Linked DNA regions of Homo sapiens: regions 2 and 3 are each linked to region 1. The links are chromatin loops, found by intact Hi-C in ENCODE. Cell type or tissue: endothelial cell of umbilical vein. All regions are shown on one strand.

Evidence for each region. Peaks named below come from ENCODE experiments on the same cell type or tissue, not always from the same donor. Only the 100,000 strongest peaks of a DNase experiment are listed, where the experiment ranks them.
Region 2: it touches region 1 in a loop (5-fold over the local background); 9 of 110 quality-filtered maps call a loop at or near these places.
Region 3: it touches region 1 in a loop (4-fold over the local background); 2 of 110 quality-filtered maps call a loop at or near these places.

Annotation. Positions count from the first base shown.
Region 1 is chr6:112,248,918-112,256,917 of GRCh38, forward strand. LAMA4 (laminin subunit alpha 4) reads right to left here and starts at 5,650. Exons shown (of 39, transcript NM_001105206.3): 1 at 5,542-5,650; 2 at 5,039-5,374. The coding sequence starts at 5,233. The region is part of intron 2 of LAMA4-AS1 (LAMA4 antisense RNA 1); the gene reads left to right. In endothelial cell of umbilical vein, no CTCF peak of the experiment used is centred here; DNase peaks (open chromatin) are centred at 784, 2,834, 4,254, 5,694 and 1 weaker place; H3K4me3 peaks cover 4,536 bases; H3K27ac peaks cover 6,198 bases.
Region 2 is chr6:112,308,670-112,316,669 of GRCh38, forward strand. No RefSeq gene overlaps it. Among named protein-coding and RNA genes, the nearest start is that of RFPL4B, 35 kb to the right of the region's middle. In endothelial cell of umbilical vein, a CTCF peak has its summit at 3,468 (motif pointing left); a DNase peak (open chromatin) is centred at 3,482.
Region 3 is chr6:112,367,938-112,375,937 of GRCh38, forward strand. No RefSeq gene overlaps it. Among named protein-coding and RNA genes, the nearest start is that of RFPL4B, 25 kb to the left of the region's middle. In endothelial cell of umbilical vein, a CTCF peak has its summit at 4,474 (motif pointing left); a DNase peak (open chromatin) is centred at 4,474; H3K27me3 peaks cover 1,449 bases.

The DNA of each region.
Region 1 (8,000 bases):
GTAAAATGGGTATAATTTTCACTATTTAGTATTAAGACAATTCATGGAGGTTGATGGGACATAGTAGAAGTCAACAAGTATTAGTTTTTTTCTTTCTTACGTGAGTAGTTTTAAAAAGTAGTCATTAGGCTAGACGGAGAAGGGAAGTTATCTCAACTTTTTGTAACTTATGCTACTCATCTAACAAGCACTGCAAAAATGGTCTTTAAATTGCATTTTATATTTCTTCATTTAAAGAAATTCCCAGCAGGGTGCGGTGGCTCACGCCTGTAATCCCAGCACTTTGGGAGGCCGAGGCGGGTGGATCATAAGGTCAGGTGATAGAGACTATCTTGGCCAACATGGTGAAACCCTGTCTCTACTAAAATACGAAAAATTAGTTGGGCGTTGTGGCATGTGCCTGTAATCCCAGCTACTTGGGAGGCTGAGGCAGGGGAATCGCTTTAACTCAGGAGGCAGGGGTTGCAGTGAGCTGAGATCAAGCCACTGCACTCCAGACAGGCAATAGAGCAAGACTCTGTTTCAAAAAAAAAAAAAAAAAAAAAAAAAAGGAATTCCCAAAACTTTGACTAGAAGTATTCCTATATATATTTCTATTTACCTAATCACCTCTTCCTAGCTACTTTTGCACAGTTGAACTGCTTTTATAAACTCCTTCCTAGCTGTGCTGCTTACAAGCAGGGGCCTGGGCAAATGCTCTGTGCCTCGGTTTCTATGTGTATCAAATGAGATAATAACGATACCAGTCACATTGATTTGTCATGAAAGTTACTGGAAATTACTCATGGGAAGTGTTTACATCAGTATCGGCATGTGGTAAGTACTCAACGAGTATCAGCTATGAGCCATACTATTATTGCTATTACCACCACTGCTATATTCCAGTTCTTCTAAAATAAGGTTTTTGAAGCCTATTTTGGTGTTTGGCAAGTAAGTTTTGTGCCCTACTGGTCTAGCACAGGAATAATACTTTTTTCACATTACCTCCATGGCACTTACCTTGTAGCCACTCTTATAGAATGTTAGTACATTGTTCTGTATATAATGGCCACTTATTTTTTTTCTCTCTTCAATTGCTCACCCCTGAGGGCAAAGATGAGACTATACCTTCTTTCTATTGCTCCTTGTACCTATTTTATTGCTCTTTCGAGGTAAGGCTCCAAACCAGCTTGTTGGGTGAATAAATGAATGAAATAATGACTGCATGTAAGGGGTTCAGATTACCTAATTGAATTGTTGGAACAGCAATGTAGAGTGATAACCCAGGCTAGCAACTGGAGGTCTTAGTGTGATCTCAAGGGACCTTTTTCAAAGCAAGTGACCAAGATAAGAAAAAAGAAAGCAGATGGTTAAAGAGATCTAAAATGTTTTTATTAAACATTCTGCAATCTTTTAATGGCAGGACCCTAACAATGTGCTGGGACATGGGGTCACGTATCAACAAGGAAAAAAGTCAAGAGGAAAAGTCCCTCAGAGTTAGTCTGCTTTATAGAGTTTCTTTTTAGCAAGTCAGTTTTTCCAGTGTAAGGTATGTTCATGGGCACTGATCTTCTTGGAGTGAAGTTAACACAACAATAATGACAACAATAGCAAAACTGAGGTTTCTAGGAGAGAAATTCCTCTTTTCCCCTCTGAGGGGCAACTCATTGACAACTCAATGTTGTCAATTGTATCCCTTATTCTATCATTTATCTGTGAAAGCCAGTAATAGCACCGTCACCTCCTCCACCACCTTCCACCTTGCCCTGTCAGAAGAGTCCTTGCCTTCTCAGTTTCTCAGTCTCTGTGTGGCTTCTTTCCAGCCACACAATGTAACCTCCAACCTCATGTTCTTGACCTTGTTTAGTTCCTACTTCTTTTTGATGGACAAGAATCTCATTCTTCCTAAGGACATTCTGTTACTGGCTTCTTGTGGGGGTGTTCCCATCTTCATTCCTGCCCCCACACCAGTTCTTTTCCATATCTACCATATCTATATTGGTCAAGAAGAGTTTGGCCTAGTTTTTCCTGCTATAGTGTGTGTGGTGGAATGAATAGACTTTCTTTTCCTTAATGTGAAATATTAGAATACTGATTATCATTATTGAAACTGCCCAGTCTTCCCTTTTGAGAATCACCTGTTGAGAATCACTGTTCTCACCATAAACTCAGCAATAAAGGACTCAGTAGATTAAGTGTCAAGAAGCAAAGGTGGGAAAATCCTCCCCACAACTAGTACGGAGTTACCCACAGGTGCTCTTCTTTTCAAATACTTTGCATCTGGGGGGAAGCTTTGGCTTGTTTTACAAGGAAAAGAGGAGACTTCCTTTTTGGTCAGCCAACAATCTCTATCCTTTTATTCCGTGCATATTTCATGTATTTGTTCCCCAGCTCACATGGAGCAATACAGCATGCCAGAGTTTGTGTCTTGGGCCAAGTACTCAGGGATGGAGAGTCCACAAGCTGGGCTATTGAAGAGCTTAGGAGAACCTCAGGAAGGCCTTCAGCCAAGCACCTCCCACTGCTCCATGCTTGCCTTAATATTTTTCTTCATTCCCTCTGAAGGAGAATTGCAGAATAACCATTCATATAAATCCAAGTAAAGAGAATGTATTTTTAGAATATCTTCCCATCCACACATTGAACCTCTCCCATGAATAATGTGTCCGTGTTCTCTTTCTCTCTCCACATATACACAAATACAGTCTCCTGAGCCAACCCAGTAAAGTGTTTGTACCATGTTATTAAGTCTCCGGAATGTATTTGGTTTAAGGTCTGGTTACTGCTATAAAGAGCATGGGAAACCTGATGGTGGGGCGTTGGGATCGCCATGGGACCGCAGGCTAACTGGAGGCATTATGTGAAACTATGCAGTGGGAACATAATTACCTCAATCTCACCCTTTCTACACCATATACTTTGACCTTCCTGGAATGACTAATATCTTCTTTCTGTTTTTCAAAACTGAAGGCCTCCACTGGCATTCTGAACCTATTAGACTCTGACATTACTACAAATTTAATTCACTACGTGACATTTTTTTTCCAGCTGGAAGAATATAGATAAACAGATATAATAATATTAAGTAAAAGAAAACCATAAACATAAGGTTCTAAGGAATATTCTCAAATAAGGGTTTCTTTTAATCTGATCATCATCCACATTTTTTATAGTAACAATTGTAACAACTCTTGGCATATATAGGGCATTTATACTATGTCAAGCACTATGCTAAGCACTCTATTTTATCTAATTTCATTACAATAAAAGTATGAGGTATGAAGCAGGCATCAATAAATTCTGTCAGTATCAGTTTATCTGCAGTCTGGGGATCTGTAACTTGACCAAGGTCAAAGAGCTTGAAATTTCAACTTGGGACCATCAGACTGAAAACCTGCAATCTGAAACACTTTGCTGTGCTGCCTTCCTATTATTTCACCAAACATATGAGCACATAAGAAATTTCCTAGGGTCTTAGCATTAATTTTAAGGTTCTCTAAAACTCAAAAAATTACTTTCCTATTTTTTTTGTGGGATGAGAGTTACAAAAAACAGTTGTATATGGCTTGTCTCTTTAGACCTAACAGATACAAATACAGGATGCCCGGATAAATTTGAATTTCAGATGAACAATGAAAACAAATTTTAATATAAATATGTCCTCTGCAGTATTTGGGATGTGATCAAAATTCATTCATTATTTATCTGAAATTCACATTTGAGTGTCCTGCAATTTATCTGCCAATTTTACTCTTAAGTAAAATTAAGCATTTCATTCAGGGACTTTACGTGCTCAAAGCAACAGGTGGAGATAATGCTTCCCTGGGGTTAATTCCAAGCCTGTAGAGAAGCAAAGCCTTCCCATTGCATGAAGTCCCTCCTGGTCTGGCTTCTCCCCAAGTTTCTGGGTATGAAGTTGACCAGAAGCCATGCTCCCTCTTTTTCATGGAGGCTACATTTTATACCACAGTGAGAGGTTGGCATATTCTGACCCTGTCCACTCTCTTTTTTGGGGCAATGTGGGTAGGGCTTACTCTGAAGAAGGACCATGTTCATGCACCTTATTTTTAATCATCAATAATTAATAACTATAATTGTACTAACAATTAACAGAATTCATAGCAATAATCCATGCATCAGTGATGTTAGAAATGGTGTCAATCCACATAACTGTTTTAGTTGTACAGTTGCTGTAACCATAGCTATAGAGTGTGGTGTTTGTTTTGCTAGGTCAATTGCTCCTTCCTTTCCCATGAACTTAGGTGACTTTATTTTCCTCCCTCTTAGCATGTCCCATGCAATGGGCATGCTGTTGTCTGTTTCAGTTCAGGGGTTCTTAAATCACTTGTTCTGGATTCATTCTCCTTTACCAGACCTCTACATTCTGGTTTTGTTTCCAACTTAAAAGCTATTGTAAGGTATTCAAACAGCAGCTCTTTGAATAAACATATTATCAATAGCATATCCTGAGGCTTGATTTTAATGGAAACATCTTGTTTCTGGAATACAATGGCTCGTTTCTACTTAAGATACCCTCTCAGCAGTTGTCTAACAGCTCCTTTCATGACCAGCCACTCTCACTCACCCCCTCACCTTCCCTGCTGCAGAAGACTTCTTGTCTAATATGAGACAAAAAGATCCTGCAGTAGTGTTCCCACTGTCCTAACAGCACAGAGGAGCAGGAAGCCAGTGACAGGGCACACACGTTAAGTGCCGTGGCTTGACAAAATGACTACTGGGACACGCAAGTGGCAGAAGTCACCGATGTGCTGCTGCAGTCCCCGGTGAGAGTCTAGCGGATGAACTCAGAGCACCAACACATGCACTCTCACCCCTTTGAGCAGACACATTCCGAAGCCTCAACTTTCAACTCTCAACATCCAAATGCAACTTACAAAGGAAAACTCTTTATTTCAAGTTTCCGAACTGACCTAGCCCAGGTGAAACTCTCAAGGCACTGGGGAGAGGAAAGAGGCGGAGAGAGAGAGAAGGACGAGTGTGGCACAGCCCGCGGGGGCGCAGGTGCCCCAGCAGGGTGGCAATGGCAGGGACACTGTACCTCGGCCGCAGGCGGCAGGCGTCCCAGAGCCACGCGGGGTTCGCTCGTCTCAGGCGGGTCTTGCCTGCCAACCGCTGAGCTCCCTTCAATGTCAAAAGGAAAAGCGTTGTCGTCCCCGGACGCGGCGCGGGAGCAGGCAGCGCTCCAGAGGAGCCACAGAGGCAGAACCGAGCGCCAGGCTGAGCTCAAAGCCATTTCTCCGCTGACATCCAGTAGTGCTCTTCCAGGGCTCGGGCGCTGTGGGTCTCCGTAGGTCTCCCGCGTGGTGCGGCGGTGCCTCGCTTATTTTCCCTCCTCTCCGTGTGCAGTATCCCGAGGTGGCTGCGCAACCAGCAGCTTAGGAAATAAAGGGAAAGTGCGAGAGTAAGGGAGAGTTCCAGCCTCTCTCTCCCTCTCTCTCTCTCCCCTTCTCCCCCTCTCTCTCCCTCTCCCTCTCCCTCTTTCACTTTTTCTCCTTCCCGCAGAGGTTCTGGCTCAAGAACCTACAGATGGACGGAGCTTACAGTACGGCATCAAAAGGCAGACGGATTGGGGTGAGCCCCGCCAGCGCTAGGCCACCTCCTCTCCCTGGCCGTTCGGGACTGGGGACTGCGCTGTCCTGGCTTCCTTCTCACATTCATTCTCACCACTCCCTTTTTACCTTCTACTCCCAGGCCCTCCCACTCTAAGCTGGCTTTTCAGACACTGAGGTCCGCCTTTCCCTGCGGTCTTCCCTCCCCTCTCAGTTTGGAGCCCCTCCAAGGGCTCCAGAAGAATATTCAGCTTTTGTGACGCTTCCTCACCACTCTTATTTATGTAGTCAAGGTACCGGATGTCTTATCTATATTTACATAGATATTTTATGTGGCCCCCGCTAGTTTGCAGGAAAGTGGGTGGAAAAGGGATTCCAGGGCAGGAACCAAAGGTAGATGATCTCTGAAGGCAGAGGGTCAGGGTGCCCACTTTCTTGAGCAAGGTTTCTCGGGTTTTTTCTGGGGGATAGACTGTTGCACTCTTTGTGCTAATATCTTCTCTTCAGATTCACTGGCCACCCCTCTTCCTCCCTCCAGTCCTCACCCAGAGGGCTTGGGAGAAGAATATCTTTCACTGCAGCGCTGGAAAATGACTTCATTACCCAAATGCATGAACTTTTATTTACAAAGACCATCTTGTTTTCATCCTAAAGAGGTGCTTTGTAAGGGGCCCGGAACAAGGCTTGCAGTGTATGAGCCTGTCAAGTATACTGCCTACAGCCCCGGCCTCTTCCTCTTGGCCTGTAATCTCATGCCTACTACATCTGTCTGAATCATGTAACCTTTCCAAGACTTCAGGGTGAAGTTGGGCTACAGCTATGTCAGGGGTGCCCCTGTGGATGGGATAGTGTCTGCAACAGCTGATAGGTACCTTTGTTTACATTGGCTTCATAACGAGCTCTAAACATTTCCACAAGATCCAACCATGGTTTAAAAATGGTCAGATGAGACAACCATAAAATGACACCCAGGTAAGCTTCCAGGTGAAATAAAGCATTTTTGTATAACCTAATCATAAAATAAATAAATAAAGCCTTTCCATAAAACCTAATCATTAGCTCCATTTCATAGAACAAAAGTCATTTTATCTAAGTGTAAGCAAAACCATTTATTTTGCACCTAACATGTGCCAGATACTTGGCATATGCTATTTGTAAACCTCAGCATTCCTGCAAAGTAGTACCATTATTTTCCTTTTACAGAAGAAGAAAGTGAGGTTCAGAGAGACTAGGACATTTGCCCAAGGTCGCACAGCTGGTGGAAAGCAGAGATGGGGTTTGGATCCAGGCCTCACTGATTCCAAAGCTCTCTTTTACATCTGTATACACGACACTGCAACTTTAAAATAAAGAGTATGAATTCAGAGGTGAAGGAAATGGACACTTTTATTTTTTGAGTGCCTCCCATGTGCAAAAAAATCACATAAATTGTCTCATTTAGGGCTGGGCGTGGTGGCTCATGCCTGTAATCCCAGCACTTTGGGAGGCCAAGGTGGGTGGATCATGAGGTCAGGAGTTCGATACCAGCCTGGCCAACATGGTGAAACCCCGTCTCTACTAAAAATACAAAATTTAGCCAGGCATGGTGGGAGGCGCCTGTAGTCCCAGCTACTCGGGAGGCTGAGGCAGGAGAATTGCTTGAACCCGGGAGGTGGAGGTTGCAGTGAGCAGAGATTTTACCACTGACTCCAGCCTGGGTGACAGAGAAAGACTCCAGCTCAAAAAAAAAAAAAAAAAAAAAAAAAAAAATTGTCTCATTTAATTTCATCTTTATGATAATCTCATGAAGTAGGGATTGTCATACACATTTGGCCATGGGTAAGTGGTAAAATTACTACTATAGCCCAGGTAAATCTGATGGTAAGATCTTTGATTTTAAATGATAAAATTGTATGATACAAAAGAACCAAAGCCAAAGGAAGCAAAAATAATTCCTATAGGTTTTAAAGTGATATTTTGATTTTAAAATATTAAAATAGTATTGCAAGGGACTATTAAGCTAAATTATGATACTCTTCTTTTACATAGACTTGTTAACCTACTAAATTAAGTGGGAGAAGTTAAAAACATGTTTGGTTTAGTTGAGAGACTGATATTGGGAAAAAAGATAGCCAGACTCTGAGACAAAACAGATTATGCTCAGTTATACTGACCCAGTCACCCTTTAAAAGAACATTAAATAATAATAATATTAATTATATATGATGTATATTAAATATTCTGACTTCAGATACAGATCTCTTCAGCTCACCAAAACTCATATATTTGTTTTCTGAAGGATTTCATCTTGTTCTTTACTAGCTGCCAATTAATCACACACTTTTTAATTTAATCTGGGCCCTCTTCTGTCTGCCTGCCCAGTGCTGGTAGGAGTGTATTCGTCCAAGACCTATGGACTTCTTATTTTTGGTTAAATATGTGCTCCCAGCTCTTCCTCTTCATCTTCTTTCT
Region 2 (8,000 bases), 60 kb after region 1:
TCCCCAGTGAGGGACAAAGAAATGTGATGCAATAATGTCAGCTGGGGTCAGCCAGAGATGTGGCCAAATTTCTCAAGGAGCTTCCAGTGTCAAGAGCTGCTTCATGGAGGGAGCATGTTGGAGAAGGTGAAGCATGGTGGAGCCACAGACAAGCAGAGGGGGCTGTGCAGGAGAGGTCTGCAACCTCACTGTCCTGCCCCAATACTCAAGGAATAGCTCAGGGAAGAGGGAGGAAAGGGAAAGCATGTGATAAAGACTACACCCCTGGCTAGGGAAAGGGAAAGGAAGTTTTGAATGAGATACAACATGCAATCTAAATGAAACAAAGAGACTAAGAAAACATGGAATAGGGCTCAGGTGTTGTTAGGGAGGATTTGATCTGGGATTATTGGGGACAGTTATTGGAAGAAAATAAAATTTGTATTTATAGCTGAATGAATTGAGACTCTTTAATACCACCTCCCTGATTATAGTCCACTGTTCTTTCTGCCATATGGTGCTTTACCGCTGACGTTCTCTAAATGTCTTCACTCTCATAACCTCATCCTGTTCATAGCATCTTGAATATTTGATCCTACACCTCAATTTTACAAACTCTTGGAATTTGTGTCAAATCTTGCCTCTTCCCAGAAGTCTTCCTTAATAACCCCAGGTCCACATTCCTCCCTGTCTTTCCCCCATTGCCCTCCACCATTTCAGCATTTTCTAGAATCCATCCTTGCTTTTCATTCCAATCTTCCACGCCCTAGTTCAGGATCCCATCCAATCCTCCTTCTGCATGGTTGCCACACACTGCCTGAGGACAACTGGCTGAGGCCCTGCTGCATTTGGCAAGCCACCTGCTCTGAAACAGGGTGGTGTCAACCCAGAGGGGCACCATTTTCTCAATTGCCCAAGGGCTGTCTTAGTTCACCAGGTGTGCATGGGGTCCTGTAGGCTCAGAGGGAGTGTCTTTTCCTAAGTTGCACGAAGGTGACACTGTATTTCCTAACCACCTCGATCCCACCCCAGTCTCTTCTCATTTCAAGTTGTCCTATACATAGCTGACATTAATTTTTTTTTAAACTCAAGCAAATCTCCTTTTCTACGTAAAAGCCACACTCTAGGGCATCATCAATATCATGTGTATTGGGAACTGTCGAAGGGCTAGGATGAAACAGCCTGGATGTGGACTGTGAAGAGAAATAAAAAGCTTCCTAGCACCACGAATCTCAAACCTTCATGTGCACACAAATCACTATTGGATCTCATTAAAATGAAGATTCTGATTCAGAAGGTCTGAGTGAGACCTGAGATTCTGAATTTCTAGCAAGTGCCCAGGTGATGCTGAAGATGTTAGTCCAAGGACAACACTGTAAGTAGCAGTAAGTAACATTTAATTTAATACACTGTGAGTAGCATTTAATTTTCACAAAAATCCCTATAGGGTTATTATTATTATTATTGTTATTATTGCAATTTTTTAGAGACAAGTTCTTGCTCTCTTACCCAGGCTGCAATACAGTGGTATGATCCTGGGCTCAAGCTATCTGCCCTCCTGAGTAATTGGGACTATGAGTGGGCACCACCATGCCACCATGCCTGGCTAATTTTTTTATTTTTAATTTTTTGTAAAGATGGGGTCTCCCCGTGTTGCCCAGGATGGTCTTGAACTCCTGGGTTCAAGCAATTCATCTGCCTTGACCTCTCGAAGTGCTGGGATTATGGGAATAGGGATTTAAATTCATGTCTGCCTGATTGAAGACTCCTTTTTAGCCACTATGGTGTATTCCCTCTAGAAGGACTGGAGAGGAGAGAATGGACTTGAGGGAAGAATTTCATTCAGGAAGTAAAACAAGAAAACTTGGGGATGGGTTGGCCTTGATCTTCTCAGTGGAGTTGGTGAGAAGGTCACTTAGCTCTGGTGGTGGGAATGAAAGGCCTAAGTGATCTGGGGGAATTGGGGCTAGCTGCAGAGGGCCATGTGCTGGAGGAAGAGCAAAAAGGGCTGCCAGTAGAAGGGAGCGCCCAGATAAAGCTGGGAGGATTGAACTTGCCAAAGCACTAAATCAGTGGTTTCCAAACTTCACAGTAGAATCACTTGGGGATCTTTTAAAAGTTCAGGTTATTCCCCAGGCCAATTAAGTCACAATCTCAGGCAAGGACACAAACATCAATAATTTTTGAAGCTACCCAGTAATTCCAAAGTACAGATTATTTTGGGAACCAGTGCTGCAGATGATTAGGTTATAGTGTTAAAGGGGCAAATCTTGCATTATTTTAAATAACCCAAGGAGCATTGAATAATGGTTTTGGCATTTTGCATAGTTCGGAGTTTGGCAAACTTTTTCTGTATTAAGTCAAATGGAAAAAAAAAAAATTAAGCTTTGTGGGCCAAGAGGCAAAATTGAGAGTATCATGTAAGTACTTACATAATAGGAGAAGAAAACAGATTTCCACAAAATTTTTATTGATGAAATTTGAAACTTTATGAATACTGAACTTGGAATTTTATATAATTTTATGTGTTATAAAATGTTAGAATTCTTTTGATTTTTGCAGTCATTTAAAAATGTAAAAATAATTCTCAGCTTTCAGGCCGTACAAAAACAGGCAGTGGCTGGGTTTGGCCCCCACTATGTTATAATTTGCTGACTCCTAGTGTAGTTAGTGATATACCTTGTGATGAATCCAAAGAAGCCATCAAAAATATGCATCTCCATAAAAATAAATCAGCATTCAAATGAGTGCTTGATTGACCTACAACAAAACTGGCCTTTGAAAAAAATCATTGCATTTTCTATGGACAAAGTGCAAAATGAATGACAACACTTTGAGGCAAAGGCTACTTTAACTCATATTTCCATAATAAATAAAAAAATAGCTGGTTGAAAACATGGATGACCTACACAGAGTCTACTATATAGAGTACTGTTTTCTGTAAATAACTCAAAATACTTTCAAAATATCTTTTAAAAGTATAAATAGTATTTTGATTTATTTTGAAACCATTTTGGTGTTTCACCAGATGTCAGTTCTCCTCAAGGCCTCAAATTATTAAAGATTCCTAGCTGTTGAGTACAGCTCCCTTGCGTTTGTAATGTCTACATTTGGATACCAGGATTATAGGTTAAAAAAATGGCAATTTTCTGGAAATGTTGTTTATGTAATCAGGTGGATAATCTGAAATACTTTAGAGAGGCTATAGAAATCCCTCTACTGTCTTTGGGCATTTTACATCCAGAACCTTCTGAATTATTGCATTAATAACTTCAATAGTTTCTGATTAGCAAAAAGCACAGTGAGGAAAACAAAATTAAAGAGAAAAAGGAATTTTAGCACCTGCAGGTCTAAATATTGTATTTGTAATTTATTTACTAATGGATAGTTGTTTTTTTTTTCTCTTATGTATAGAAAATTTCGAATGGAACCAGAGGTTACCAGAAACGTGCCCCATTTGTAGTTTCTCTGCTTTGAGAATTTGCCAGGCGTTGAGGGGAGCCCTCTGCTGTTAGTTTTATTTATTACAGTAAAATTTGAATTACATTTGTTTTATGCCCTTCCTTGAACCTTCTCAGGTTTTTGATGTTTCTGTTATGATTGTACATTTTACATAACAAAGAAAACATAAATTCCACGATGCCAGTTGGCATAGTTAATAATCCATCAATTCTGCCCTTTTTGAACTATATCAGAGCATTGAAAAATCTGGCGGTTTCCAATTTCCATGTTAGAGTAGGGTTTTGACCTCTATTTCACTTTCAAATGGGTCTCCTTGGCAGAATAACTCGGCTTTCTCGATTAATTTTACTGTTCACCCCCTTAACAGTGAATATGGAGGTTTAAACCTGATGCTTTAGAAGGTAATTGTACAGTTTTCGGAGAGTCAGAGGAAACTGACTCTCCCCTGCTCCTTAATTGCCCTTGTTACATTCTCTCATCCACTAACTGTGAATGCTCCTTGAATCTTACTTCTAGGACCTCTAATTTTGTTGTTGTCATTGTTGTTATTTTTACATTTGTTGCATCTGTGGACTCATCTATTGTCACAATCCTAGTTATAATGTCTAAATTAGTAACCTCTTAAGCTGTGTTGTCTTGGAGACTAGGCAGGAAACAAACATTTATTGGGTGCCTGCTACTTGAGCACAGTGGTAACATATATATACATATATATACACATACATATATATACATATATACATACACATACATATATACATATATACATATACGTGTATATATACATATATACGTGTATATATAAATATATACGTGTATATATACATATATACGTGTATATATACATATATACGTATATATACAAGTATACATATGTGTGTGTAATATATAGAAAATATATACATAAATATAATATATAAGCATATATAGATGTATTTTATCTAGCCCTTTTTTCCAACTTTTTTTCCAAATACTATATGTCCCCACAGTTGTCTTGGTCATTTCCCTTCCTAAGCAAAACTCTCTCTTTGCCCATCTTCTTTTCCTGGCATCAGAGTATCTCCACTTCCTGGTGCTCAACACTTGGGAACAAGATTTTCAGCATTTCTGATTTGAAATTTACTTCTTTTATTGTCTCTTTTTTTTTATCCCCACTACCATCATAAAGGCCTCGTCACTTCACATCTGGATGGCTGTTTTCTCATTTTAACTATTTTTTCTGGCATCTTTTCCTTCTATCTGTTCAGCATGTACTCATCATACCCCTTTTTTTAAAGAACACTCTTTAATCATTTCCCTCTCCCTTGTAAAATAACTGCAATGCATCTCCATTGCTCAAAGGTTCAGTTTGAAAAATTTCACCCTGATATTCTAGGCCCTTCAAATCCTGATTTGATTTATCTAGCCTAATACCCTGCTCCTAACAATGCTTATTCCAATCAGGTCGGCCTCCTTCCTGCCCATACCAGGCTGGCACTCCTACCTCAGTACTTTCTCATCCTCTTCTGTCTGAAATGTTTTCTTTCTCTCTACCTGCCAATATCCAACTCCCATTTGAAATACAAATATTTCCATCAAATCTTCTTTAATAATCCAGCCAACATTGGTATAATCCTTTCTCAGTTACCTGTTTGGCGTTTATTATTAGTATGATGCATTATAGTATTTTATTGTATTTATGTATTAATCTTATTAGTATTTAATTTGTGTATATTCTCTTGAGTACTCTTAATTGTTCCTTCAGCTTATCCCAACTGTATGTTTCTGATGATAAGAATATAGTCTAGAATTTCACTCTGGGATACCATACTGGGTTTAGTCAATTAAGCTCTCTGAAATTAATTTTCTTCTTTTGTAAGATGGAGATAATAATACCCCTCTACTTGTCTCATTTTGACACTTGAGGTTAAAAATAGTATGAAGAAATGCTTCAAAGTTTTCAAACTAATTTATTACCATGGTGGTGATGATGATGATGATCCAGAATGTATTTTCCCCCTTGAGATACCACCTAATATAGGGTTGTAGGGGTGGAGAGGATATGATCTCTTTCCTCCTTATCATAAAGGGTCATGACTGACACCCCATAACAACAAAAAACAGGTTAATCAAAGAAAAGCATAACAAGTTTATTATAGTCCTATTATGTGCACACATGTGTATGGGAGTCATATAAAATATGAACTCAAGGAGGGACCAGATGGTTTAGGCTTAAGTGCCCTCTTCATAAGGGAGAGGGAAGTAAGATGTATCGGAGTAAGTGATTTTCAGGGGAAACAAAAGGCCCAGTGCTCAGACAATGGTCCACAGAAACAGCCTCTTAGGTAATCTCTTGAAGCTGCCTTCAGATGAATTGATGAAGTCTGTCTGGGTATGGTGATGACTCCCAGTCTTCTCTGTCCTCCAGTAGTTGATCTTTCCAGGTTATTTGATGAGATCTCTAGGGAATGAGTCTTGAGACAATTGCATTTCTTTTGGAAAGAAGCTTTCTTGGTCAGACAAGAAAATTTCAGAAAGAGTCCCTCATTGACTTGTAGGGTGAGGAAAAGACAAGGTTGAATGGACCTTGATTCTGAGGCAGCTTTTAAGGCCTCCCAGCAGGCCAAAGCACCAGTCTTTGGGGTATCACATTCTGAGGCCCAAAAGGGTCATAGAGTTCCTTTCTGAGGATAGAGGTTGTAACCAAAGATGGTCACTACCACCATGAGGAAGAAACATCATCTCTCTGAAGGCATATCTGATCTGCCAGAGTTCAAGATCAAAGTCAGTACCTTCACCTTAACTTTTACCCCCACCTGTAGCCTATGATGCTGCCAATTTCCCTTCACACAAAAGCTTGTGAACTATTGGTCTGCGCTTATTGCTTATACTCTTGCAATCTGGGGTCAAAGCTCACAAGTACAAGAAATTTCTTCTAAAAGTGCTCAAAGACATTCTAATTGTTTAATCAGGTAGCTGCTTTTTGGTCATCTTCCTAGACCTTTCTGCAGCATTAGATGTCATTAAGAAGAGTTGTAATATAAGGTTTTAAGGAAAAGAGAGATGTTTCAATGAAAGGGATAACAAAAGAAAAGACAGATTTGACTACGTTGCATTTCCCCAAACTTAGAACATATTTACTATGTGTTTGGCAGCCATATCACTATTTCTAACATTAAAAACTCTGAATAATACAGAAAAGGATAAACACTGTAATAGAAAAATCGGCAAATGTCATGAACATACAAATCACAGAAAAGACATAAATGCACATACAATATAATGTTCAACTTTAATAATTAAAAAGTATGTGGCCAGTTTTAGGTCCCACTTTTTTCTTTTGTAAATGTTTCAGGAGTATATTCAACTTCTTTTGAATAGTTTTCATAAAAAGTTCTGATTAACCTGCATGGAGTCCTTTTTCTTGAGCCCAAAATGGTGGATCATGCTCACTATGCTTGCTGGAATATGTCCACTGGGTACAAGTTTTCTTTTTTTTCCCCAAGAATGTGATGGAACACTTGTATCCTAGTAACAATCCAGATGATAGCACTATCTTGCAAAGACGTGTTTATATCAAGCTATGCTATGAATAAAGTATATATGCTCTCTCTCATTCAACAAAGAATAGAACCTAGGAGAGACAGACAAAATTGTGTTAGGTCTTGTTGAAAGAATGAGTAATGGGTTGTTTAGAAAGGCAAAGAATGGAACAATTATTTTCCATCTGAACATTGCTTATGTCAGTATTGCAGGTTTTTATCCTTGGTTCAAGGTTACAAATCTTCCTCGGGATACATCAGCTGCCAGACATAAAGTCATATGCCATGCTGCGAAGAGTTTTTTTTACAGACTTCAACCTGTCTCCCCATCCCACACCCAATATTAAAATATGCCCTTTGGGACATGAGTCTAGAAAAACATCCCTTCTTTTAGAGCTAATCATTACAAATGGAGCGAATATTGCAAAAATCCTACAAATGATCTCTTCTGCCCTTGCAACCAAGGCACTGTTACTGAGTGTAACATGCCATGCATGTTACATAAACAATTCATTTAACTTTGTGGGGCCTCTTCAGGATAGGATAGGATAGGTATTTTTTTTCTCACATTTTGCAGAGAAAAATTGGTGCCTCAGATAAAATAAATAACTCACTGAAGTTTATATGCTACTAAGAGGGCTACTCTCAATTGAATTCAGTTATACCTGACTCCAGAACCCCTGATTCTTACCTCATTTTATTCTGTGTGTTTCTTTCAAAATGTAACTTTCATACCATGTTCATTTTAAAATTAATGCAAGGCTTACCATGCTTCTTCAGTGGTATGGATTTGTATCCCATGTAAGATGCTTTGAAACTCTGTATATGGACACCATTCCTGATGGTTTCCACTTACCCTATAAAATGATCTACCTACTGCATCTGGAAGCACCTGGAAGTTCTTATCATGAGAAAGTTGAAGAATTCCCATTCTAAAATGAAAAATAAAACAGGCTGTTAGACCTCAAAACGCAGTGTGATATTAGAATTATTAATGGTCACAGCTAGATGATCTGATAAACGGGAAGTTTATGTTAT
Region 3 (8,000 bases), 120 kb after region 1:
GAGGATGTGAGGTGAGGAAGAAACCCCCTTTACAGGGACCTTCTCTCTTTGGCCAGAACTGGCCTCCCTTGTGGAAGGAGGGGAAAAAGTGATTTCAAATGCTTTTGAGTATTAATCCCAATGTCCAGTTACAAAATCTGTAACTTATCTGGGAATTACCTTTAAGTGCATCATACTTATATAAGTAAAGTATATAAAAGAAACATAAAAAAATTGGAGGTAAATCATGTTCATGGATGGGATAATTTAATATTTTAAATATTTAAGGCAGTTGAATTAAAATCCCAGTAAACTTTTTTTTTTTTTGCGTTTGCATCTTCACTAGCTGATTTCCAGATGAACATAGATGAATGAATGTGTATAAATAGCTAAGCTAATTTAGAAAATGAGGAGTAGTAAGGGGGCAAAAAATTATCTGAGTTTAATTTATTATTCAAAGAAATAGAAATGAAAAAAATACACATAAATACACTTAGAATTTGATCTTTGGAAAATGAATGAGTTACTTAATAAATAGTGTTGGGAGACTTGGACAGAATATAAAGTATGGAATAGGAGGAAAAATTAAGTTAGAGAAGCAGGTAGATTTAAAAAATTAAATTTGAAAGCTAAAACTGTAAAGCTAATAGAAGAAAATTCAGAAATTTTTCTTTGTGATTGGGCATGTAGATAGATTCTAAAATAAATCCATCAGATAGAGTGACCTTGGACCATAAATAAATAATAAATCCTTCAAGTATAAACTATAAAGAGAAAAATTAATATATTTCATTACATCAGAATGAACTGTTACCTGGCTACCCTAACTTCTAGAGTCTGGAAAGGTGGCATTTTAGCTTTCTAGTCAGTACTTAATAAAGGACAATCAAAAACACCACAAACAAAATTTAGGAATGGGGTTTCATTTGGAGAAAATGAAAACAAAACTTAGGATAAGTGACAGTTTGAGAGAAGATCTATAATATATTTATCACCAAGAAATAATTAATATTTAGAATAATAAAATAAATTTTTGTAAATAAGCAAGAAAAAAACAACATAAAAAGTCAAAGATTATGATTAAGACATACCCTAATGGCTGACAAATGACATGCAAAAATGAGTTGTTTAACTTCATTTTAATCAACAAAATATAACTTAAAACTCTGAGATACTGCTTACTGAAGTGCAAAAAATTAGAACATTGCATATCAAATGCTGGTGGGACTATGGAGAGATGGGAAACCTCGTGTACTGCTGGGAGATATGGACTGGTATGGTCACCTTAGAAAGCTATAAAGCAGTACTTAGTGGAATTGATTCATTACTCTGTAGACCCTAAACACTATAGAAATTCTCACAAGCATGCACCAGAGATATTTAAGAGGATGTTTATCTCAGCATTATTTGTGCTAGCAAAGAACCAGGGGATACTTAGGCTAAATTTAGATTATACAGCAGTCACAAGAAATGAACAAAGTAGATATTTAGCCACATGAACAGATCTCGAAAACATAATTTTTGTAGTCTAGCACTATTTATGTAAATTACATGTACACAAATATTAATGTTCATATTTTAAAGACATTCACAGATATAGAAATATATATATTGGAGGTTGAAGGTACAAATAAAAATATTGGAGGTTGAAGGTACAAATATGAAATACTTTAGGTTGGGAGCCTGTGGAGGGGAAGAGAAATTGGATTGTATAAGATGGAGATAAAAATAAGATAAGAAACAAAGATAATGTGTCATGAATTGATGGCATGATTAATCCCATTAATCCCATTCTACCCATCTGACATGCCTACAATAAACAAGCTTATAAATCCACCAGCTTCTCTTGAGAAATAGGAAGATTTGACCACGTAAGATCTGGTATGGTGGAAGCCAGGAGGTGAGACAGATGTGGAGCAAGGCTTTGCAGCTCCCCTCCCCGTTGTCTATCACCAGTCAATGGAAGACAAGTTTATTGGTCTCTGGTTTCTGTAAGCATTTGTACTAAGGCCTCTGCTCTACAGAGGTGTGAAAACTTTATTCCAGAGGGGGTTTCAGGAGTAGGTGACCTCATGGGCATGGACCAGTTTCATAAGCCTAATGGAGTGAATTCATTTATCCTAAAAGCTGTTGCTATGCTGTTAAGTTGCCTGGGCTGAGAACCCCAAAGACAGAGCCATTCAGAAATTTTATAGGCACTGAAGTCAATATTCACCCTAGGCAGGACTCCCCCTGAAGATCCAAATAGATTAAGGGAAATAATTCTAAATGAAGTCCATAAGGAAACTTTTATAAGAGTGTAATATCTTCTTCCATCATGAATAATTCAGTTAAGAGACCTATGAAGAGCACACCTCTTTTCCCCTTTGACCGTTCTGCTATTGGAAATGGTCGAACTTTCAGTCCCTGATTAAAGTTTTCAATTTACCCCACTGAAAATGTGCCAATTAATTCTGACGCCTGTAGGCCCATGTCAGAAAGTAGCAGCTTTTCCAGTCACGACCTTGTTTGGTTAAAATGCTAAGAATGTTCTATTTTAGAATAGCTAATAACTTGAGACCACCTTCCAAAATAGACTCTTTGGGATGAAGTAAGAGAAATAATCTCAAAACAGCTTAAAAAAGATATTTTCTTTTTGAAAGAAAAGGGTTTGTCTGTAAGCCATAGGTGAAATAAGGTTAGTTACTACATTCATCACTGATGTATAACAGGTGGAAAAAGATTAAGAGAGCTTCAATAAAAGTGCTTACTTAGGGCAAAGGAAAGTCAAAGCAAACACAGGACCCCTCCATACATTGGTCATCTGTAGAGAATGTGTATTACTTTTCATAGGGCAGTATTAGCAAGAACAGTGAATCTAATGGACTTCACCTTATTGAATATCTTCTTTGTTAACAGAGACTAACAGCCAAGGCCCATTTTGCCAGAGTGTGTTAATATATTTTTTTTTAATGCTGTGCTTGATAATGTAAAAAAAAATAAATAAAAAATAAGTCTGCATTTAGCTATGTGTAGCTGTGGTCATATTATGGACTTGTGCCATGTTAGGGGAACCATTTTCTGAATTTCAACCCACTTTGCTGCCACCCAGGAGAGCAGTGACGTCAATATGCACTGGAGGTTAACATGCTTTGCAATAAACACTCACCATCATGACCCAATCCTGGTGAGCACCAGTTACTCCACATTGATAGCTGAAGGACTGAATTTGAAAGTCTGCTCTTACGTTACTAAAAACACATGGCTTCTAATATGAGGCAGTTTATTGCCAGTGGTGGTGTAGAATGATATAAAATGCAGACAAGCACCCAGATTTCAGGACTATGTATCATCATTCCCCGAAATGAACCAGTTCTCCCTTGAGGGGAGCGACTGCTTAACTTGGGCAGGAAGAGCAAGATAGATCTGGAACATCTTAGCTGAATGGGAGTGATGATGATACTTTCAGAAATTTCTGGGGTAGTGTTAAGAGGTGAAAAGAGGTCAGCCTTATAAAAATGAATAAGTGGCGACAAATGAAAGTCAACTATTACCACAATGTGAAACAGGTTGAGTTTAAACAGGAGCCTTGGTTTTATATATATATATCTCACACAAAATACAACAACAAAAACAACAGGTGTCTTGGCATGTGCTAAGAGGCTATGGAAAGACAATTGTATTAAACACAAGCATGCATTTTCAGCTGAAGAAAATATAATATATGGAATGAGGATATTGTGAGGATTATACTAAAATTGCTATTGGGAAAACGTTTTTGTTCATTTACTTAATAATGAATATCAGTAATCTCAGATGTCCAACTTTGGATTTGCCCCTTCCCACTCTCCTTATGAAAGTTTGCATGGGGTAACAGGTAACTCTGATCTGATGTTAAAGCCTCCACTGTTGGGTTGGCCATAACCTGACAGTTAACAGCTTCCCCTACTGATTCTTCATTGACAAGGAAGCCTGCTTGGAGTTAACAAGCTCATGGGAACAACTACCCTCCTCTGATATAGTAGCAAAGAGACAAGCGCTACTATAAAAAGGGCCAAGCTTCTTTGGTCAAACAGGGTTTTGCATAGCATGTCATAGCTATTCTGTCTGGTTACTATCCTGAGGTGCATCTCTTCCCCTCCATCTTTTCTCCAAGAAGCTTGGTTGTAGTGGGGAGTGTGTGTGTGCATGTGTGTGTATGTGTGTGTGTGTGTGTGTGCAGAAAGCACAGACCATAGTGCATATGGTGCCAGCCACATTCATCCTAAGGTTGAGAATTCCAGATGAAGAAATTATTCTGCCACTGGACTAATGGTAGATAGTTGTTGCTACTTCCATTTTTGTCCACTAGACCCACTAAATATGACTTTTCTGGCTATTATTTTTCTTGAAATCTAATGTTGAGGACTTAATATAGTGGAGCATTTGAATAGATTGACTTTAATATTACTATTTAGGAGTCATCTTCAATAATTTGGAAAGAAATAGTGCACCCTCTAGTGAACATTTTAAGGACTAGCATAGACCACTGTGCAAAACAGGTTGCATTTGGGTCAGTTAATGGGGAGTAACGTTACACATCCTTGGCACCCTTTAGTCTGTAGCTTACTGGTTGCCGTCTTTGTGGTAACATGAGGAGTATGAAGGACTAACCACAGGACCAGAAGACAACAATGGTTGGAAGAGGGGAGTGTGTATGTAGAATGTAGTAGAGTCCTTGCTGCTTCACTCTACTGCCCTTTGCAGAGTGTAGGAAGAATAGGGCAAAGTTTTGCAGGGAATTTGGAGAGACACTCTCACAGAAAAGAAAATCGGAGCATCTGGGTATCATGACATGGAAATATAAAAACGTGAAAAAAACCTGTGATCGTGAAATTAGAAAAATTATTTTAATTCTTATTAGACTAAAGTCACTTGGCATACAGAGAATTGGCTAAGTTGTGAAAAGCAGGAAGAAATTTTGCTCTTGAAATCCTATGATTTTGTCTTCACCGACCCCAGTCAATTAACTTTGGGAAGACTGTGGAATGGCAATATTTCCATGGAATGAGATAGAAAGTGTGATGGATAAAAGTGGCAGTATGGTTACCTAATATCCTAAAAGCCATTACTAGCAGATATTATTCTTTTCTATTTTTTAATTTTTTGAAGTAATGTTTCTTTTGACAATGTCCAAGTATCAATTTTTTTAAAATTCAGACAGATGTAATATATATGAACTAGGTTAAAAGTGTGCTCCGAAGGTAATAAAAATAGATCAATTGTTAGAAATAATAAACCCCATATATATAATTTGAATTGTTTGATTTGCAATGTATGTTTATTTATATTTTGAAACTAGTAAGGGCCTTTTTACTTTGTTCTTGTGTGACATTTCTGATGGGCTTGCCAGCAATTTGTTATTTTTGAAATCATGGTTACTTGCTCCAAACCTCCAAACAAGAATCTTTGTGAATTTGATTTATTAGAAAAGTTTTTGACTATATATACTTTGCAATTTATTTGGTTTTCTCTTAAAGCAAAATGTAAGATTAAACAGAACTCTATGCTATAAGGTTAAACATATAATTATATAGTATTTTTAAACAATCAAGTACTTTATATAAATTAGATGTAATAACTTTTAAAGAAATGTTATCCTGAAAGTGATTTTCTGTGACTTTGCCAGGAATTCACTGGGAAAGGGCACTAAAGAGGAAGTGTGCTCAGAAATCGAGATAGCCAGAGATTCTTTTTAATCAAAGGTACGTAGAAGCTCACCAGTTGCCCCAGAGACAGAAGTGAAAATCTTGCTAGACCACAGTAAAAGTTGGCTCAAATCTTCTCTAGGGTGAGAGGGAGAAACACACACAGGGGGATACCTAGTAGCGTTGGTAAAGTTCCAAATGGAATTAAATAAACTGGCCCTTTGAAATCAGAATCACAAATTAAATTATGCATTTTGGTTTTGTTTGGACATTTCCATACTGACTGATTGCTTTTCTTTTAAAGGACTCTTTTTTGGTGGAGGGGGTGAATTTAAACTGAGAAATTGTATATACTTGCTGGCAAGCTGCAGCTTCACTAACCATGTAACGCTAAATTTTGTGGGATGGAGGCATGGAGGTATACAGCCCAGTGACTCCCAGACTTAGTGAGCTTAAATGTTATGTGGAAAGACTGTCACAGATGTGTAGGCATCAAGCCCAGGGGTTCGGATTCAGTAGTTCTGAGAGGGGGATGAGAAGGCATCATTTTAAACAAGAACCCCAACCCCAGGTGACTTGGAAGCAACTGGTCTAGGGATTATCACTGAGAGAAACACCAGCTGACCTGAGGTCAATAATGTGGAGGTGTGCAACCATTTATAAATGAATTTATTGAGAAAAGTTCAGTGATAGTTATTTCTGAGAAGTCTGCACGTGTTTTGGAAAAATTGGGAGGTGGGCCAATGATGACTGAAATATAATTGCACTGGTATACAAATCTGAATGCATTACAAAATGCAGGCTCTTCAGGGCATGTGCTAGAGCCAGGGCAGAACTCCTCAGCCCCACTCTGCATTCTTGCAGCAGGGCTTCCATTCCTGCTCCTTCCTCTGCTGGGGATGCTCTTCTTCTTGTCCTCCTGACTTTCTCTAATCAGTCAGACTCTGCTATCTTGTCACCTCTCAGGAGCCTTCTATGAAACCATCAATAAAACTCCTTTCCCAGCCACTACCCTTCCCTTTTCCTACTTCATCTTTCTTTATAGCACTTGCAATTTGCTGAAATAATATTGTTGATCTGTTTACTTTTTTAGTGTTTCTTCTTTGAGACTAAACTCCAGGAGGTCAGGGATTTTGTTTGTTTCATGCGTAGCTGTATATCCAGCACCTAGAATTAAGTAGTGAAAGAAATCCAATTCCTTTTCCAATCAAAATTTAACTGGTTTTGTGGCCTATTTTCCAGGGGTTTGTGCTCTAATATGGGAGAATACACTGACTCCCTGAACAAGTCCATTCTTGAACCATGGGGAGTTCAGTGTTATGCCCATTTTCCCCAATGATTGAGAAACTTACTTTGATATTCCCTTTTACTCTTGATAGCTATCACTTTTTGAAAACTTGAGCTTGGTAATAGACAATGTATTTCTCACTGTCTTTAATACAATAGGTTAAAGATTAATGAATAAATATGGCATATCTTGAAATGAGATGTGTGTATTTAGCATTCATCTGAGTGTCACCACACAATGGTAGACGATGGATGGGATTAAGAGAGAATATTTGTCAGTGCTCATTCAGGAAAACAGCTCATGCCAACTAGTTCAATAGAAGGCATCCAATATGGGAAACTACAGCAGTGATGCAAGATCCAAAATGGCAGGAAGGGAAAAAAGAGGCATTCCCATTATTATCCACAGCAGGAATTTCCTACCAGCTTTAGAATGGAGGAAAGGGGGAAAAGGGAGGTAGTACGGCCAGAGTCTAGAGGGGCTGGGAGCACAGAAGGAGAGGCTGTCCAGAGGAATCTGGAAGTCCTGGAGGATGTCCAGCCACTTCTGAGGATGCCTCCAAAACAGAGAGGTAGGTGAAGAAATGCCCTGGCCTCTTCTTTTTTCACCCTCAAATATTCTGCCAGTGTTCCCACTGCCTGAACCCAATTACAAGGCAGTAGGAAATGGAATTTGCAGGGATCAGCCCAGGCCACTACAGAAGAGATTAGAGAAAGGGCTGGAATGGGTCCGAGAGCACACAAGGACAGAAGGAATTTGGAGAAGTGTAAATGATATAATCATCTTGGTTCAGGTTTGTGCTGCATATGAATTATTCTAACTGCGTGGTGTGAAGCTCACCATGTGATATAAAATTTCCTAAGATCCTGCCACAAAGCTGTCTTATTTGCATGAGTCCAAAAACTGCAGGCTAGAAAGGTGACTGAAAGTTACAAAATGGTTACATAAATGATCAGCAATCCACATGGGCTTGTTTTGGATTTAATACCATTATTTTTTATTTTATTATTTTAGTGCTACTGTTATACTGCATCAAACCTTGTTTTCCTGTGGGGTCTTTGGCTCCC